Regions from separate parts of the Homo sapiens genome. Here region 1 is linked to region 2. The links are chromatin loops, found by intact Hi-C in ENCODE. Cell type or tissue: heart right ventricle. All regions are shown on one strand. Links, peaks and the distances in the headings refer to the core of each region. The heading gives the core; the rest is flanking DNA. Region 1 holds the start of MIR3177 (microRNA 3177). Region 2 holds the start of IGFALS (insulin like growth factor binding protein acid labile subunit).

What was found. A loop is a pair of places that touch in the nucleus more often than their neighbours do. Peaks named below come from ENCODE experiments on the same cell type or tissue, not always from the same donor. Only the 100,000 strongest peaks of a DNase experiment are listed, where the experiment ranks them.
Region 1: it touches region 2 in a loop (4-fold over the local background); 2 of 110 quality-filtered maps call a loop at or near these places.

What each region holds. Positions count from the first base shown.
Region 1 is chr16:1,730,517-1,740,829 of GRCh38, reverse strand. The region is part of intron 4 of MAPK8IP3 (mitogen-activated protein kinase 8 interacting protein 3); the gene reads right to left. MIR3177 (microRNA 3177) reads right to left here and starts at 5,845; the gene lies at 5,764-5,845. RefSeq lists enhancers at 396-973, 974-1,552, 4,865-5,364, 5,365-5,866. In heart right ventricle, for the core only: no CTCF peak of the experiment used is centred there; no DNase peak of the experiment used is centred there.
Region 2 is chr16:1,788,989-1,799,301 of GRCh38, reverse strand. IGFALS (insulin like growth factor binding protein acid labile subunit) reads left to right here and starts at 5,597. Exons shown (of 2, transcript NM_004970.3): 1 at 5,597-5,665; 2 at 6,901-8,889. The coding sequence starts at 5,650. The coding sequence ends at 8,702. It overlaps NUBP2 (NUBP iron-sulfur cluster assembly factor 2, cytosolic), which reads right to left. Exons shown (of 7, transcript NM_012225.4): 7 at 10,116-10,313. In heart right ventricle, for the core only: no CTCF peak of the experiment used is centred there; no DNase peak of the experiment used is centred there.

The DNA of each region.
Region 1 (10,313 bases), core at 1,260-9,259, 58 kb after region 2:
AGGAAACACCTCACAGCAGACCAAGCAGCCGCCCTGGGCTGGTAACTGATGCCCTAATGTGCCTGCTGGTCGTCCCCCAGCACCACAGTGGACACACCTCTTGGGTTTTACCTTTTCCTCCACGACTGACGAGGACTGCAGGGCAGCGACAGACACGGCAGCACACGGCAGCGACAGCACAGAGGGCAAGACAAGGAGACAGGCGTTAGAAGGCGTGGGCAGCAGAATGCGCACACGCCACATGGATGGTCAGCATGTGGTGATGGCACAGAGGGCGAGACAAGGAGACAGGTGTTAGAGGGCGTGGGCCACAGCGTGCGCACACGCTCATATGGACGGTCACACAGATGCTCACACGGACGGTCAGCATGTGACGATAAGGAGACAGGTGTTAGAGGGTGTGGGCAGCAGCGTGTGCACACGCTCACACGGACGGTCACACGCTTACACGGACGGTCACACAGACGGTTGCACGCTCACACGGAGGCTCACAAGGACGCCTACACGGTTACGGATGATCACACGGATGCTCACACGGTTATGCGGACACTCACACGGACGGTCACACACTCACACGAACGGTCACACAGATGCTCACACGGACGGTCACACGGAAGCTCACACGGACGGTCACACACTCACACGAACGGTCACACAGATGCTCACACGGACGGTCACACGGAAGCTCACACGGACAGTCACACGCTCACACGGACGGTCACAGGGATGCTCACACGGACGGTCACACGGATGCTCACGCTCACACGGACAGTCACACGGATGCTCACACGGACGGTCACACGGATGCTCACACGCTCACACGGATGGTCACACGGATGCTCACACGGACGGTCACACGCTCACACGGACGGTCACACGGATGCTCACACGGACAGTCACACGGAAGCTCACACGGACGGTCACAGGGATGCTCACACGGACGGTCACACGGATGCTCACAGGCTCACACGGTCACACGGATGCTCACACGGACGGTCACACGGATGCTCACACGCTCACACGGATGGTCACACGGATGCTCACATGGACGGTGACACGCTCACATGGACGGTCACACACGGACGGTCACACACACACGGTCACACAGATGCTCACACGGACGGTCACACGGAAGCTCACACGGACGGTCACTCACACGAACGGTCACACAGATGCTCACACGGACGGTCACACGGAAGCTCACACGGACGGTCACACGGAAGCTCACACGGACGGTCACACACGGACGGTCACACACACACGAACGGTCACACAGATGCTCACACGGATGGTCACACGGAAGCTCACACGGACGGTCACACACTCACACGAACGGTCACACATGCTCACACGGACGGTCACACGGAAGCTCACACGGACGGTCACACGGAGGCTCACACGGACGGTCACAGGGATGCTCACATGGACGGTCACACGGATGCTCACACGGACGGTCACACGGATGCTCACACGGATGCTCACATGGATGGTCACACTCTCACACGGATGGTCACACACTCACACGGACGGTCACAGGCTCACATGGATGCTCACACGGACGGTCACACAGATGCTCACATGGATGGTCACACTCTCACGGACGGTCACACGCTCACACGGACGCTCACACGGACGGTCACACGGATGCTCACATGGATGGTCACACTCACACGGATGGTCACACACACGGACGGTCACACGCTCACACGGATGCTCACACAGACGGTCACACAGATGCTCACATGGATGGTCACACTCACACGGACGCTCACACGCTCACACGGACGCTCACACGGACGCTCACACAGATGCTCACATGGATGGTCACACACACGGATGCTCACATGCTCACACGGACGGTCACACAGATGCTCACATGGGTGGTCACACTCTCACACGGACGCTCACACACATGGATGCTACACGGATGGTCACACAGATGCTCACATGGATGGTCACACTCACACGGACGCTCACACGCTCACACGGACGCTCACACGGACGGTCACACAGATGCTCACATGGGTGGTCACACTCACACGGACGCTCACACGCTCACACGGACGCTCACACGGACGGTCACAGATGCTCACATGGGTGGTCACACTCACACGGATGCTCACACGCTCACATGGATGCTACACGGACGGTCACACATGCTCACATGGATGGTCACACTCACACGGACGCTCACACGCTCACACCGATGCTCACACGGACGGTCACACAGATGCTCACATGGATGGTCACACTCACACGGATGCTCACACGCTCACACGGATGCTCACACGGACAGTCACACAGATGCTCACATGGATGGTCACACACACGGACGGTCACACGCTCACACGGATGCTCACACGGACGGTCACACATGCTCACATGGATGGTCACTCTCTCACACGGTCACACGCTCACACGGACGCTCACACGGTCACACGGATGCTCACATGGATGGTCACACTCACACGGATGGTCACACACACGGACGGTCACACGCTCACGGATGCTCACACGGACGGTCACACAGATGCTCACATGGATGGTCACACTCACACGGACGGTCACACGCTCACACGGATGCTCAAATGGATGGTCACACTCTCACACGGATGGTCACACACACGGACGGTCACACGCTCACGGACGCTCACACGGACGGTCACACAGATGCTCACATGGATGGTCACACACACGGACAGTCACGCTCACACGGACGGTCACATGGATGCTCACATGGATGGTCACACTCTCACACGGATGGTCACACACTCACACGGACGGTCACACGCTCACACGGATGCTCACACGGACGGTCACACAGATGCTCACATGGATGGTCACACGGACGGTCACACGCTCACACGGACGCTCACACGGACAGTCACACGGATGCTCACATGGATGGTCACACACACGGACGGTCACACGCTCACACGGATGCTCACACGGACGGTCACACAGATGCTCACATGGATGGTCACACACACGGACAGTCACGCTCACACGGACGCTCACACGGACGGTCACATGGATGCTCACATGGATGGTCACTCACACGGATGGTCACACACACGGATGGTCACGCTCACACGGATGCTCACACGGACGGTCACACAGATGCTCACATGGATGGTCACACACGGACGGTCACACGCTCACACGGACGCTCACACGGACAGTCACACGGATGCTCACATGGATGGTCACACACACGGACGGTCACACGCTCACACGGATGCTCACGGACGGTCACACAGATGCTCACATGGATGGTCACACTCTCACACGAATGGTCACACACTCACACGGACGGTCACACGCTCACACGGACGCTCACACGGACGGTCACACAGATGCTCACATGGGTGGTCACACTCACACGGACGCTCACACACTCACACGGACGCTCACACGGACGGTCACACAGATGCTCACATGGATGGTCACACTCTCACACGGACGGTCACACACTCACGGACGGTCACGCTCACACGGATGCTCACACGGACGGTCACACAGATGCTCACATGGATGGTCACACTCACACGGACGCTCACACGCTCACACGGACGCTCACACGGTCACACGGATGCTTACATGGATGGTCACACTCTCACGGATGGTCACACGCTCACACGGACGGTCACACGCTCACACGGATGCTCACACGGACGGTCACGGATGGTCACATGCTCACACGGACGGTCACACAGATGCTCACATGGATGGTCACACTCACACGGACGGTCACACGCTCACACGGACGCTCACACGGACGGTCACACGGATGCTCACATGGATGGTCACACTCTCACACGGACGGTCACACGCTCACACGGATGCTCACACGGACGGTCACACGGACGGTCACACGCTCACATGGACGGTCACGGATGCTCACATGGATGGTCACTCACACAGACGGTCACACACGGACGGTCACACGCTCACGGATGCTCACATGGACGGTCACACACGGACGGTCACACGCTCACACGGACGCTCACACGGACGGTCACACGCTCACACGGACGGTCACACACGGATGGTCACACAGACGGTCACACGGATGCTCACATGGATGGTCACACGCTCACACGGACGGTCACACGCTCACACGGACGCTCACACGGTCGGTCACACGGATGCTCACACGGACGGTCACACGCTCACACGGACGGTCACACGCTCACACGGACGCTCACACGGACGGTCACACGGATGCTCACATGGATGGTCACACGCTCACACGGACGGTCACACACGGACAGTCACACGCTCACACGGATGCTCACACGGACGGTCACACACGGACGGTCACACGCTCACACGGACGCTCACGGTCACACGGATGCTCACATGGATGGTCACACGCTCACACGGACAGTCACACGCTCACACGGATGCTTACACGGACGGTCACACACGGACGGTCACGCTCACACGGATGCTCACACGGACGGTCACACACGGACGGTCACACGCTCACACGGATGCTCACACGGTCACACGCTCACACGGACGCTCACGGTCACACGGATGCTCACATGGATGGTCACACGCTCACACGGACAGTCACACGCTCACACGGATGCTTACACGGACGCTCACACGGATGGTCACACATGCTCACACGGACGGTCACACGCTCACACGGACGCTCACACGGACGGTCACACAGATGCTCACATGGATGGTCACACACACGGACGGTCACACGGATGCTCACATGGACGGTCACACTCTCACACGGATGGTCACACACACGGACGGTCACACGCTCACACGGATGCTCACATGGACGGTCACACTCTCACATGGACGGTCACACGGATGCTCACATGGACGGTCACACGGATGCTCACATGGGCGGTCACACTCACACAGACGGTCACACGGATGCTCACGGATGGTCACACGGATGCTCACATGGACAGTCACACAGATGCTCCATGGACGGTCATATGGATGCTCACACGGGCGGTCACGCTCTCACACGGACGGTCACACGGATGGTCACACAGATGCTCACATGGACGGTCACACTCTCACATGGACGGTCACACGGATGCTCACATGGACGGTCACACTCTCACATGGACGGTCACACGGATGCTCACACGGACAGGCACACAGACGCTCACACGGACGGTCACACGGATGCTCACATGGATGGTCACACTCACATGGACAGTCACACGGATGCTCACACGGATGGTCACACGGATGCTCACACGGATGGTCACACGGACTCTCACATGGACGGTCACACTCTCACACGGACGCTCACACGGACGGTCACACGGCTGCTCACACGGATGGTCACACGGACGCTCACATGGACGGTCACACTCTCACACGGACGCTCACACGGACGGTCACACGGATGCTCACACGGATGGTCACACGGACGCTCACATGGACGGTCACACGTTCCACACGAACGCTCACGTGGATGCTCACATGGACGCTCACACGCTCACATGGACGCTCACTCACATGGACACACACGGAAACACGGACAGTCACATGGACCGTCGCACACTCACAGACGGTCACATGCTCACACGGATGCTCACACCGATGGTCACATGGACGCTCACACGGACGGCCAGGATGTGGTGATGTGAGACACGCAGGGCGGCCGTACCCCGATGAGACAGAAGCCACACACAGGCACCCAAGAGGGACAGACATGCGACACACGAGCCCTCTTGGCTTTGACAAGAGGCCCTGGAACGGGGCTGTGTGGCAGTTCAGCCAGTGCCACGTGTCCCCAGTGCCGTGCACTGCGCGAATGTCTCAAGACAGCGCCTGGCACGTGTGTACACATGGCACGTGGTGACGGCACACATGTGGCCACACAGACACACACACACTCTGCAGCAGTGGCCCGAGAACACTGCCTGGCGTTTGCACTCACACCGACTGCATTCCAGACACACACTCACTAAGCCACGCCAGGCGTGAAGGAAAATGTCCATCTGGGTCAGGAAGGAGGGCGCCCAGCGCTGAGGATGGACGGCGCCCTCATGGTGAATCAAGGGGTTTTGGCTGAGCAGATGGGACTGACTCAAATATGTGTCCCCCAAGGGACCAAAGGTTGTGGCAGGACAGAATCCACACCAGAGAAGAGAGAGCAGGTGTCCAGCAGGGACGGGCTCCTTCCAGCTCAACTGCCCAGCAACAGCATACATCACCAAGGCCTGTCCCAGCACCCCTGACCCCACAAAGGCAAGCACTCGGGACAGGGGAGGGGGGCCGTGCCTTCCTCCTTTAGCTGGCTCATGCCTTCAGAGGCACAAGGCTGTGGCTGCCATCCACGCCTGCAGGCAGGTGGCAGACAGCACGTGAGCCCCACCCTCTCCTTCCTGGCCAGGGTCTCGGCCTGGGGAGGCAGGGGACACACGAGCCCGGAGGTGGCTCTTAATGCCACCACCGCAACAGCAGGCGTGACCGATTCCGTGCGCTGGTGATGCGGCTCAGTACCACCGCCGGCCAGGGAGGGAGGCAGGGGTAGCCCAGCCATAGCCCTGCCCCTCTGTCGCCCCCATGGAGCATGCTCCCGTCAGGGCCTCGGCATGCTCAGGGAGACAGGGCCGCCAGCCCCAGCGCCTTCTTCCCGCAGGGCCAACGTCTTCTCACGTGCTGTGGAGATCTGGCAAGGAGGCCCAGGGGCCAGAGTAATGTAGCTGCGCAGACCCCACTGCAGGGTGCCTTCTGGCTGGATCCAGTCATGGCAACCAAGGCTTTGGTGTAAACCTGGATGAGACCCCTCCCTCTCCCACAGAGGTGCAGGGGTCCTGTTTCACAAATGGAGGCTTCCTGGGGTCCGTGGCTGGGGAAGGCCCCTACCACACAGCCACTGCTGCTGGCGTTGCTCCCACGGCCGGTGCCAAAGGTCCTGTGTGCCCAGAAGAAGTGAATGGCTGGGGCCAGGTCAGGCAGAAGGACCTGGTTGTGGCAGCGCTGACAAGAGAGCACCCCAGATCCATCCCTTACAAAATGATCGAGGGGCTTCTTCCAGAGGGCACCGTCTGGTTCCCTGAGGGGAGTGCAGCAGCCCTGACATAGCCTTCAGGAGCCGTGGCAGAGCTGCAGAGGGGACCCCAGCAGTGGGGCCCTGACAAGGACGAGGTGCACCACCATGGGGCTTCCCACTGAACTCTCGGCGCCAGGACGAGCCAAGGGACGGGGGCGGCGCCCAGCCCAGACTCAGCTCAGGTCCCTGGGTCCCGCGGGGACACCTCGACAGCAGGTTCCTGGGCCACCTTCTGCCCCACACCATGAGAGAAACATGCAGGACGAAGTACTCCTTGCCCCGCAGCCACGCGCCTCTTCCAGGTAGGCCTGGCCTGGCCCATGACGACGGCAGCATCAGGCGGCTCTGGAGCTGGGGCAGCCTCTGCTCTTGGCTGAGCTCACATGGCCCTGGGGCTCTCAGGACCTCTCGGGTGTTGTCTGTGGGCCTGGGGTGGGGATCACTGCAACTCGGAACCTGGGCTCTCGGCCGGCGTCCTGAGTTCACACGTCACACCTCTGGGATCTGGGATGAGCTGGGCACACTGTTGCTGGGCTCCTCCTGCCCAGGCGCCCTCCGACACAGCCTCAGAGGCACTCCTGTCTGAGGCTGCGCTGGCAAGGAGGCAGCTGAAGGTTCTGGAATGCTGCAGCTCCCAGGGGATGGCCAAACTGCCTGCCTCTGCCCCCAGCTCCCCTGAAAAACAACACAAAGATCCCGGGTCCAGGTTCGATTTTAATTCCAGTTAGCTTGGAATCCTCTTCCAACTGCCGAGAGCCAGAGGTGAGGATGTCCCAGCGTGCATGCCACGAGACGGGAGCTGCGAATGAGAATCTCCCACTGTGGGATCTGATGGAAACACCTGCAAGGCTTTCACAGCTTGCCAAGCTGGCATCCACACGCCCCGGTGTAGTTCTCATGGTGCTCCAGGTGGGCGGATGGCTGGCGCTGCCCATTCTTGGGGCAAGCTGGCATCCACACGCCCTGGCGTAGTTCTCATGGTGCTCCAGGTGGGCGGATGGCTGGCACCACCCGTTCTCGGGGCAAGCTGGCATCCACACGCCCTGGCGTAGTTCTCATGGTGCTCCAGGTGGGCGGATGGCTGGCACCACCTGTTCTCGGGGCAAGCTGGCATCCACACGCCCTGGCGTAGTTCTCATGGTGCTCTGGGTGGGCAGATGGCCGGCGCCGCCCGTTCTCAGGGCAAGTCCCTGAGAACTGCAGGTCCCTGCTCCAGCTGAGAGCAGCGAGACTGCCTGAGGACCTGCTGCTGCAGGCTCCACGGCACGCCCCTGGCCAGCTGGGCCTTTGCGCACACCGTGCATTTGCTCTCACGTCCAGAGACTCGGAAGCAGAGTCTGACAGCTTCTTCTGTATCATCCAGAACGTGACCCATGAAGCCCAGAGCTGGACGTTCTGACCCTTCTCGTTTGCAGGTGTAACCCCCAGAACAGGCAGGCACGATGCAGCTTTCGCAGCTGGCCAGGCCTTGATGGGGTGTGAGGGAGGCTTTTGCCATCGCAGCCCTGGCTGTGGGAGGCTTGGGGGCAGAAACAGGCTTCCCCCCTTCCAGCTGCCCCAGCTCTGTAGGACGGCAGCTTCTGACTTCAGGCCCTTCCTCCCCGCTGCTGGAGACTCAGAACGAGAGCGCCAACCTCCCCAGCCCAGGTCGCGTCTCTGGTCTCCCATGGCCGGTCCCCTGGAGCTGCAATACCCTGGCAAGATCTCTGATGCTCTGCTCCCTGGGGCCTGCAGCCCGGCTTTCTCCTGATTCAAAGGGCACAGAAAACGGAGAGGAACCCATTCTAGGCAGGCTCCCCCGACTCTCTGAGGAAAACCAGCACCGAGCCCTGGAAACCCACCGGTACCCCCACCCTGTGGAAGGAATAAGACTCAGTGCAGGGCTGGCCAAGGCTCCTGGGCTCATCCACACAGTATTTGAGGCAGTATGTTCTAGAAAGTCCCTCAAACACTAAACCATTGCCCCTAGGGGAAAAATATGTACACATGCAGGTACGCGTATAAGATTGTGATCTCAAATCCTCAAAGCCATGCATTCCGGTCAGTTCTACTTCCTTTATTTTACAAAAACGAAAAGGAGGTTGGAAATATAGGGTGGCTGGCCACCCTACTAACAGGAAATCCTCAAAGCAATGCATCCTGGTCAGTTCTATTTCCTTTATTTTAAAGGAAGTTGGAAATATAGGGTGACTAGCCACCCCACTAACAGGTGCCACAGCTGGGCTTGGAGCCCCTGGAACTAACCCTAGAACTGGCCTCATGCGTGACACGTGACACTGCCTGGCCCTCCTGTCTCCTCTCCGGGCATCTGGGTAGGAGGTGAAGAGGAGGGCAGAGCATCGCCTTGTCCCACCTCTGTGGGGAGCCAGCACAGGGACTCCCGTTTCTCCCTAATGTGTGCCTGTCTGCAAAGGACTGTTAAGTGCTCTGAGTACTGATTCCCTTTCTTTCTTTTTTGAGACAGGCTCTCACTCTACCACCCAGGCTGGAGTGCAGTGCGCAATCTTGGCTCGCTGCCACCTCCGCCCCTGGGGTTCAGGTGATTCTCCTGCCTCAGCCTCCAGAGTAGCTGGGACCACAGGCATGCACCATCACACTGGCTAATTTTGTTATTTTTATGATTTATTATTTATTTATGTATTTATTTTTGAGATGGACTCTCTGTCGCCCAGGCTGGAGTGCTGTGGCGTGATCTCAGCTCACTGCAGTCTCCGCCTCCCAAGCTCAAGCAATTCTCCTGCCTCAGCCTCTCTAGTAGCTGGGACTACAGGCATGTGCCACCACACCCAGCTAATTTTTGTATTTTTAGTAGAGACGGGGTTTCACCGTGTTGGCCAGGCTGGTCTCAAACTCCTGACCTCAAGTGATCTGCCGGCCTCAGCCTTCCAAAGTGCCGGGATTACAGGTGTGAGCCACTGTGCCTACCCTTTTTTTTTTTTTTTTTGACAGAGTCTCACTCTGTCGCCCAGGCTGGAGTGCAGTGGTGCGATCTTGGCTCACTGCAACCTCTGCCTCCCGGGTTCAAGTGATTCTCCTGCCTCAGCCTCCAGAATAGCTGGAACTACAGGCGCCCGCCACCACACCCGGCTAATTTTTTATATTTTTAGTAGAGATGGGGTTTCAACATGTTAGCCAGGATGGTCTCGATCTCCTGACCTCATGATCCGCCCTCCTTGCCCTCCCAAAGTGCTGGGATTACAGGAGTGTTTCGTAGAGATGGGGTTTCACCATGTTAGCCAGGATGGTCTTGATCTCCTGATCTCGTGAT
Region 2 (10,313 bases), core at 1,248-9,247:
TAACCCAAAAGTCCAAGTCCAGAGTCTCATCTGAGACAAAGCAAGTCCCTTCTGCCTATAAGCCTGTAAAATCAAAAGCCAAGTGAGTTACTTCCTAGATACAGTGGGGGTACAGGCATTGGGTAAATACACCTATTCCAAATGGGAGAAATTGGCCAAAACAAAGGGGCTACAGGCCCCAGGCAAATCTGAAATCCAACAGGGCAGTCAAATCTTAAAGCTCCAAAATGATCTCCTTTGACTCCATGTCTCACATCCAGATCACACTGATGCAAGAGCTGGGTTCCCAAGGCCTTGGGCAGCTCCACCCCTGTGGCTATGCAGGGTACAGCCCCCCTCCCAGCTGCTTTCACAGGCTTGTGACAAGTGTCTGTGGCTTTTCCAGGTCCATGGTGCAAGCTGTTGTCGGTGGATCTACCATTCTGGGGTCTGGAGGATGGTGGCCCTTTTCTCACAGCTCCACTAGGCAGTGCCCTAGTAGGGACCCTGTGGAGGGATCCAACCCCACATTTCCCTTCCGTATTGCCCTAGCAGAGGTTCTCTGTGAAGACTCTACCCCTGCAGCACACTTCTGCCTGGACATCCAGTAGTTCCTATACATCCTCTGAAATCCAGGCAGAGGTTCCTAAACCTGAATTTTTAATTTATTAATTTATTTATGTTTGAGATGGCGTCTTGCTCTGTCACCCAGGCTGGAGTGCAGTGGCATGATCTTGGCTCACTGCAACTTCTGCCTCCCAGGTTCAAGTGATTCTCCCACCTCAGCCTCCCAGGTAGCTGGGACTAGAGGCGTGCACCACCATGCTTGGCTAATTTTTGTATTTTTAGTAGGGACACGGTTTCACCATGTTGGCCAGGCTGGTCTCAAACTCCTGACCTCAGGTGATCCACTTGCCTCGGCCTCCCAAAGTGTTGGGATTACAGGCGTGAGCCATTGCACCTAGCTCCCAAACCTCAATTCTTGACTTCTGGGCATCTGCAGGCCCAATACCACATGGAAACTGCCAAGGCTTGGGGCTTGCACCCTCTGAAGCAACAGTCTGAGCTGTACCTTGGCTCCTTTAGCCATGGCTGGGAGGCAGGGCACCCGAGACTACACAAAGCAGCAAGGCCCTGGGTCTGGTCCACTAAACCATTTTTTCCTCCTAGGCCTCGGGGCCTGTGATGGGAGGGGCTGCCCTGAAGACGTCTGACATGCCCTGGAGACATTTTCCCCACTGTCTTGGTGATTAACATTTGGCTCCTTGTTATGCAAATTTCTGCAGCCAGCTTAAATTTCTCCTCAGAAAATGGGCTTTTCTGTTTTATGGCATCATCACGCTGCAAATTTTTCAGTCTTTTATGGTTGGCTTCCCTTTTAAACATAAGTTCCAATTCCAAACCATATCTTTGTGAATACATAAAACTGAATGCTTTTAACAGCATCCAGGTCACATTTTGAACAGTTTGCTGCTTAGAAATTTCTTTCACTGGCTGGGCGCAGTGGCTCATGCCTGTAATCCCAGCACTTTGGGAGGCCAAGGCGGGCAGATCACAAGGTCAGGAGATCAAGACGCTCCTGGCCAACATGGTGAGACCCTGTCTCTACTAAAAATACAAAAATTAGCTGGGTGTGACAGCGTGCTTCTGTAGTTCCAGCTACTCAGGAAGCTGAGACAGGAGAATCGCTTGAACATGGGAGGCAGTGGTTGCAGTGAGCCGAGATTGCGCCACTGCACTCCAGCCTGGGTGACAAAGTGAGACTCCATCTCAGAAAAAAAAAAAAAAATTTATTTCACTAGATGCCCTAAATCATCTCTCACAAGTTCAAAGTTCCACAAATCTCTAGAGCAGGGGCAACATGCCACCAGTCTCTGCTAAAACATAGCAAGAGTCACCTTTATTCCAGTTTCCTACAAGTTCCTCTTCTCCGAGACCACCTCAGCCTGGACTTTGTTGGCCATATCACTATCAGGATTTTGGTCAAAGGCATTCAGCAAGTCTAGGAAGCGCCAGACTTTCCCACATCTTCCTGTCCTTTTCTGAGCCCTCCAAACGGTTCCAACCTCTGCCTGCTACCCAGTTCCAAAGTCACTTCCACATTTTTGGGTATCTTTACAGCAGTGTCCCACTGTAATAATAATTATTACAGTAATAATTTACTGTATTAGTCTTTTCTCATGCTGCTGATAAAGACATACCTGAGACTGGGTAATTTATAAAGGAAAGAGGTTTAATGGACTCACAGTTCCACATGGCTGGGGAGGCCTCACAATCATGGCGGAAGGCAGAGGGTCTTACACGGCGGCAGGCAAGAGAGCGTCTGCAGGGGAACTCCCATTTATAAAACCATCAGGTCTCAGCCAGGCGCAGTGGCTCACGCCTGTAATCCCAGCACTTTGGGAGGCTGAGGCGGGTGGATCACGAGGTCAGGAGATCGAGACCATCGTGGTTAACACGGTGAAACCCCATCTCTACTGAAAATACAAAAAATTAGCCGGGCGTAGTGGTGGGCACCTGTAGTCCCAGCTATTTGGGAGGCTGAGGCAGGAGAATGGCATGAACCTGGAAGGTGGAGCTTGCCGTGAGCCGAGATTGTGCCACTGCACTCCAGCCTGGGAGACAGAGCAAGACTCCATCTCAAACAAACACACAAAAAACAAAAACAACCATCAGGTCTCATGAGAGTTACTACCACAACAGTATGGGGAAAACTGCCCCCTGATTGAGTTGTTTCCACCTGTCCCTGCCCTTGACACATGGGAATTATTACAGTTCAAGGTGAGATTTGGGTGGGGATGTGAGGCCAAACCAAATCATCTTTGTTGTTGGTATCTGAGGAATCAACCTCAACATTTAAGGGATATCATCTCAATTAAAATTAAGAACTCTCGCCGGCCCGGTGGCTCACGCTTGTAATCCCAGAGCTTTGGGAGGCCAAGGCAGGCAAATCACCTGAGGTCAGGAGTTTGAGACCAGCCTGACTAACATGGAGAAACCCTGTCTCTACTAAAAATACAAAATTAGGGGCTGGGCACGGTGGCTCACACCTGTAATCCCAGCACTTTGGGAGGCCGAGGCCGGCAAATCACCCGAGGTCGGGAGTTTGAGACCAGCTTGGCCAACATGGTGAAACCCTGTCTCTACTAAAAATACAAAACATTAGCCAGGCGTGGTGGCTCATGCCTGTAATCCCAGCTACTTGGGAGGCTGAGGCAGAAGACTCGCTTGAACATGGGAGGTGGAGGTTGCAGTGAGCGGAGATCACACCACTGGACTCCAGCCCTGGTAACAGACTGAGACTCCATCTCAAAAAATAAATAAATAAAATAAAATAAAAATTAGCCAGGTGTGGTGGTTCATGCCTATAATCCCAGCTACTTGGGAGGCTGAGGCAGGAGAACTGCTTGAACCCAGGAGGCAGAGGTTGCAGTGAGCTGAGATCGCACCATTACACTCCAGCCTGGGCAACGAGCAAAACTCCATCTCAAAAAAAAAAAAAAAAAAAAAACTCACCAGAATCCTAACGAGAGGACAGAAAGGCCACACACCTGAGTGTGCGTGCTGAATGCTTTTGTTTTTTCTTGTATCTTGCAAATCAGAAATCAGCCAGCTAACTAGAAAATCGGCAAGAGACCGAAACCAGCAGTGGCTGAGGCCAGATGACCCTGTGGCTGTGTGCTGGACAAGATGCTCGGTCTCCCAGGTGATGGCCACCGTCCACTCGCCACTGGCCTGAGTGTAGACAGGTATGCACCCACAGGATGCAGAGCCACAGGGCTCGGTGGCATTGCTGGAAACAGTGAGAAGGACAGGGACAGATGTATTCCAGGACGTGACCTAGACATGGCCTCACCTCCCTCGGGTCCTGTCCTACAGAAAGCCAGGCCCTGTGCGGCCTGAAGACAGGCAGAATGCGGCTCATGGAGGAGCCTGGGAGGCCACCGGCCTTGAGCTGGGAGAGGCCACGGGGAGTGGGGCCATTGGGGGTGGCGGCAGTGATGGGGGCCTCTGGAACTCAATGGGCTGAATGTGTGTGTAGGCCTCTGCGTTACCACAGGAATCAAAGAGGCCTGGAGCCCCCTTACGCGGCTGCCGCAACCCTGGTGAGGCTCTGCCCGCCCGCGACACCCGGCCCCTCCCAAAGGAAGAGAACAGGGACAGATTCTCCCTTCCCACCTGGAATGTGTGGGGCTCCCAGGTGGGGTGCGCGGCCTGACGGAGGCCGGGGCCCCCACGGGGACCTCTCCTGAGAGGAGGCCGCCCGGGTCTGCTGGCCTCAGGCCCCAGGCCCCTGCTGAGTCTGCGTTTTCTGCTGAGTAAACGGATCGTGGGTCTTTCTGGGTGTGGACTTTCTCCCCGTGGATCTATAATTTCTCAGAAGAGGAGCCGAGACGCCACCTGGAAAATGATCAATTCTCGATAAAGGGAAGACGATGACAGTGGGCCGGCGGCTTCCCACAGCTCTGCACGGGGCCTGCCAGGTGAGGCCGGAGCTGAGGATGGGGTAGGGCCCTGGAAAACTGTGGTCTCCCCGAGCCCTGGCTGTGCCCCCGCCTGCACCCCTTCCGGCTGCTTCCCTGCACACTTTCCCACTGCCGAGGGACTGGTGGGCAGGCCCCACTGACAGCCAGGGGAGGGGCCTGCAGGGACCTGGAGGGGAGGGGCTGCACCTGCTCAGGCCCTGGGGGAGAGAGCGACTGGTTGGGAAGTGGTTTGAGCAGGTGGAGGGGAACCAGGGGCCTCTGGAGGCAGGTGGAGACGGAGCCCAGGGGTGGCCTTGGACATGGCTGGGCACACATTCCTGTGGCCTCTCTGCACACAAGCGGTGACTGTGGGGCGGCCAGGCCCTCACCAGAGCCTTGGGGGACAGCAAGGGGCAGGTGAGGCTTGTCTGAGGCACAAGACCTGGCTCCCATGGCCAGGCCACCCCCACACACTCCCCGAGGATGGCGCAGGGCAAAAGCAAACAGGCGCCTGCAGCCCTGCCAGGCATTCCTAGAAGAGGCTGGGGGCGGGGCAGTGGCCAGACACCAGCGCCCCTGGGGTCACGGGAGAGGCAGGGTGAGCTTGGGCCCTGGACAGCACCGTGGGCCTGAAGCCCAAACGGCAGCTCCCACCCAGGCTGTAGGGAACCCCCGGGAGGGCGGGTGGATGGCTGGGTGGGGCACGGGGAAGGGGCGGCAGCCCCTTAGCCCCACACGGCTGGCTACTCAGGCCAGGGGTGGGCTCAAGACCCCAGGAGCTGCCCGAGGAGCCCCCTGCCCGCAACAGGACCTGGTAAAACCCTGGGCTCCCCAAACCGGCCTCAAGCCCCAGCCCCTCCCAGGCTGCTGCAAGGGGTCCCCACCCCAACCTGGCTGCCCAGCCCTCCCCAGTCAGCCCTGCAGGGGGCCCGGGCACTGGCCGTCAGCCCCCAGGGCCGCATTACGGCTACCTCGGGCCCCGACTGAAGCTCCCTCACCCCCTGCACTGTCTGCACCCCAGGGCTCCGGGCTGATGCCGGCCGCCCGGCACGAGGGGGTTAACAGAGCCAGGGCCAGCTGGGTTGGGCCAGCCAGGTGACAGGCGCGGGCTGCCCCGCAGTGGGGAAATCCAGAGGGCAGGGGTGGCCGGCACAGCAGACGTACCCTCCCTCGCTGCCTGCCTGCAGCCTGCCCTGCATGCAGGATGGCCCTGAGGAAAGGTGAGGCCCCCGAGTGCCCCGCCACCCACTCTAGGGGTGGCCAGTCTGTGACCCTGAGCCCGCTGGGGAGAGGCCGGGGTAGCCCCCAAGGAAGCTCTGGGGGGCTCAGCTCTGGGGGTCTGCGGGGGACTCTGGGGAGCCCACAGTCGGAAATGCGGCTGCTGGGGTTGGCAGGGGGACACAGCTGTGCCTGGCACCAGGGGTCTCTGTCCCGTCCTCCACCCTAAGGGCGCTGGCGGCGGCACAGGGGAGGAGGGCCAGGTGCAGGCCGGACCCTTCAGCTCCCAGCACAGCGGCGGGAAGTGCCCCGCACGGCCCGCGTTGTGGGCCCGGCCCAGGCAGGAGACGTTGGCTCACACCCCATTGTCTCTGTGGGGTGACCCCTTGCAGCTTCGGCCACCCCCAAGCCTGAGCTGAGCTCCAGAGCTGGCTCAGGCCACTCCCAACCCATCGTGACAGAAGGGCAGTCGGGGGGGCCCCACCTCGCCCCTGCCACCATCCCAGCAATTCCACACTCTCTGAGGATGGGGGGGCCATACAGTAGAGGTTTTGGGTCATCGCTGCTTGGGAGCCTGCTGGCTGGGTCTGTGGGGCCTGTGGCCCCTTGTCCTGAAAGGCAATGTGAGCTTTGGTGGCCGACGGTCCAGGGTTCCTACCTGTCCCCCGACGGCGGTGCCCCGGTCCCCTCCCGCAGCACCCGACCAAGGCCTGGATGCAGGCAGGTGAGACCCCGCTGGGGGGCCTAACTGGGGCAGGAGGTGCCCAGCTCCCTGTCCAGCCTCTGAGGGCAGTGAGCGAGTGCCCACCAAGACCTGCTGCAGAATATTCTGAAAATGGCCGGACCTTGGCCAATGGCTCAGTTCCCTCCCCTTCCTCTAGGCCAACGTGGCAGACTGGCCTGGCTCAAGCGCCTGCCTTGGGGGTGCGGCTGCCACATGGCCAGACAGCCCGAGACCCAGCCTGGCCGAGCCCACGTGGCCTGCGCACAGCTGGAGAGCCAAGCCCTGAGCGTCTGTGCAGCGGGGCGGGGCGGCCACTCCTCTGTCCCATGGGGTGGGAAGCGCAGTGTCAGCTTTTGAGCCGGAGGACCTGTGGGGCTCACCGGCTTCTTCGCATCTCAGCGGGTGACCTCGAGCCTCAGTTCACACCTGAGCGCCGCTTCCGGCTGTGCTGGTATCAGGCTCACTCGGGCAGAGCCCTCCTCGGGCCGCCTCCCCAAGCCTCTCCCCCCGCAGGAGGCCTGGCCCTGGCGCTGCTGCTGCTGTCCTGGGTGGCACTGGGCCCCCGCAGCCTGGAGGGAGCAGACCCCGGAACGCCGGGGGAAGCCGAGGGCCCAGCGTGCCCGGCCGCCTGTGTCTGCAGCTACGATGACGACGCGGATGAGCTCAGCGTCTTCTGCAGCTCCAGGAACCTCACGCGCCTGCCTGATGGAGTCCCGGGCGGCACCCAAGCCCTGTGGCTGGACGGCAACAACCTCTCGTCCGTCCCCCCGGCAGCCTTCCAGAACCTCTCCAGCCTGGGCTTCCTCAACCTGCAGGGCGGCCAGCTGGGCAGCCTGGAGCCACAGGCGCTGCTGGGCCTAGAGAACCTGTGCCACCTGCACCTGGAGCGGAACCAGCTGCGCAGCCTGGCACTCGGCACGTTTGCACACACGCCCGCGCTGGCCTCGCTCGGCCTCAGCAACAACCGTCTGAGCAGGCTGGAGGACGGGCTCTTCGAGGGCCTCGGCAGCCTCTGGGACCTCAACCTCGGCTGGAATAGCCTGGCGGTGCTCCCCGATGCGGCGTTCCGCGGCCTGGGCAGCCTGCGCGAGCTGGTGCTGGCGGGCAACAGGCTGGCCTACCTGCAGCCCGCGCTCTTCAGCGGCCTGGCCGAGCTCCGGGAGCTGGACCTGAGCAGGAACGCGCTGCGGGCCATCAAGGCAAACGTGTTCGTGCAGCTGCCCCGGCTCCAGAAACTCTACCTGGACCGCAACCTCATCGCTGCCGTGGCCCCGGGCGCCTTCCTGGGCCTGAAGGCGCTGCGATGGCTGGACCTGTCCCACAACCGCGTGGCTGGCCTCCTGGAGGACACGTTCCCCGGTCTGCTGGGCCTGCGTGTGCTGCGGCTGTCCCACAACGCCATCGCCAGCCTGCGGCCCCGCACCTTCAAGGACCTGCACTTCCTGGAGGAGCTGCAGCTGGGCCACAACCGCATCCGGCAGCTGGCTGAGCGCAGCTTTGAGGGCCTGGGGCAGCTTGAGGTGCTCACGCTAGACCACAACCAGCTCCAGGAGGTCAAGGCGGGCGCTTTCCTCGGCCTCACCAACGTGGCGGTCATGAACCTCTCTGGGAACTGTCTCCGGAACCTTCCGGAGCAGGTGTTCCGGGGCCTGGGCAAGCTGCACAGCCTGCACCTGGAGGGCAGCTGCCTGGGACGCATCCGCCCGCACACCTTCACCGGCCTCTCGGGGCTCCGCCGACTCTTCCTCAAGGACAACGGCCTCGTGGGCATTGAGGAGCAGAGCCTGTGGGGGCTGGCGGAGCTGCTGGAGCTCGACCTGACCTCCAACCAGCTCACGCACCTGCCCCACCGCCTCTTCCAGGGCCTGGGCAAGCTGGAGTACCTGCTGCTCTCCCGCAACCGCCTGGCAGAGCTGCCGGCGGACGCCCTGGGCCCCCTGCAGCGGGCCTTCTGGCTGGACGTCTCGCACAACCGCCTGGAGGCATTGCCCAACAGCCTCTTGGCACCACTGGGGCGGCTGCGCTACCTCAGCCTCAGGAACAACTCACTGCGGACCTTCACGCCGCAGCCCCCGGGCCTGGAGCGCCTGTGGCTGGAGGGTAACCCCTGGGACTGTGGCTGCCCTCTCAAGGCGCTGCGGGACTTCGCCCTGCAGAACCCCAGTGCTGTGCCCCGCTTCGTCCAGGCCATCTGTGAGGGGGACGATTGCCAGCCGCCCGCGTACACCTACAACAACATCACCTGTGCCAGCCCGCCCGAGGTCGTGGGGCTCGACCTGCGGGACCTCAGCGAGGCCCACTTTGCTCCCTGCTGACCAGGTCCCCGGACTCAAGCCCCGGACTCAGGCCCCCACCTGGCTCACCTTGTGCTGGGGACAGGTCCTCAGTGTCCTCAGGGGCCTGCCCAGTGCACTTGCTGGAAGACGCAAGGGCCTGATGGGGTGGAAGGCATGGCGGCCCCCCCAGCTGTCATCAATTAAAGGCAAAGGCAATCGAATCTAACAGGCACAGTGGGTGACTGCGAACGTGAAACCAGGGAGGGGGCTGGGGGCTCGGCGCGCAGCTGTGGTCTCAGAGCTTTGGGAGGCCGAGGCGGGCGGATCGCTTGAGCCCAGGAGTTTGAGAGACCGTCCTGGGCAACACAAGAGAGACCCCGTCTCTACAAAAAATAAAAAAAATTAGCATAGCATGGTGGCCCATGCCTGTGGTCCTAGGGAGGCCGAGGCAGGAGGACTACTGGAGCCTGGGAGGTAGAGGCTGCCGTGAGCCAAGACTGCACCACTGCACTCCAGCCTGGGCGGCAGAGCAACACCCTGTCTCAAAAAAACCCACCTGGCTCAGGGGAGGGGAGGATGGTGTTGCCTGGGTACGCCTTGGTCTCCTCACCTCTCTCCTCCCCGGCTTGGCCACGCCCAGGGCCCCCGCCTGGATCCTGCCCCGCCACCGCCCTGGCCAACTGCCCCACACCCATGTGTCTTCCTGGTCCCCGTGGCTGCCCCTCGGGCTCCCCAGAACATCCTCCAGGAATGATGGCACCAACTCGAATCCCCAGGGGCTCTGCGTCTCACCCCTCCTCTTTGAGGGATCGCCCTGAGGACCAGGCAGTGTCCCCGAGGGGTGTGGTCCAGGCAGCCAGGGCGCGGCTGAGGTGGGGTGAGGAGGGAGCGCGGGGCGGGCCGTCCGCCTTGCGTGGGAAGCCGCACCCCCTGCAGATGCCGTGGGCGTTTGTCTCTGCCCCCCCCAGGCACCGGCATCGTCAGCCCAGGTGCTCCTGGTGCCCTCTCACCCACCCAGAGGCCGCCCGGGTTGGTTCCGGGCCCCCACCTCCAGGGTCCTCCCCTGCTGAAGGCTGAGCTCTTCCTTTGGGAAAAATGGCGCGTTCTGCTTTCTGGAAGGGCTTTCCTTTCGGGTCTCACTGGGAAGAGGTGCAGGGGACCCCTGGGATTGGAGCTCCCTTCTCAACCTGACTTCTGGTCTCTGTCCCGGGAGGGGCCCCTTTAGTGTCCCAGGGAGGCCATTCTTCCACGGCGAAGGGGCCAGCTGTCAGGTTTATCACAAAATCTCCCCGAATTCCCACCAAATAAGATGCAAACACATCAGCACCTGGGCCCAGGGGCTTGTTGACAACGGAACGAACGAACCTGCCGGCCTGGCCCAGTCCAGCCCAGAAACTTACAGAAGCAGGTGCTGTCTGACCCCGAAGGACAGAAGACTCTAGAAACATCAGATCTGTCGCCACAGCAGCGGACACGTTTAATGGCAGGCGCCTCTACAGTTACAAAACATGCCTGAGGTCAGTTCGCCCCCTTAGGGGGCACTCCCCGAGCTAAACACAGATGACAGCGACCCAGGGTGCTGGAGGCCCGGGGTCACCTGAGGACTGCAGAAGTCCCGCGCTCCGCTAACTGTGTGGACACGCGGCTGCC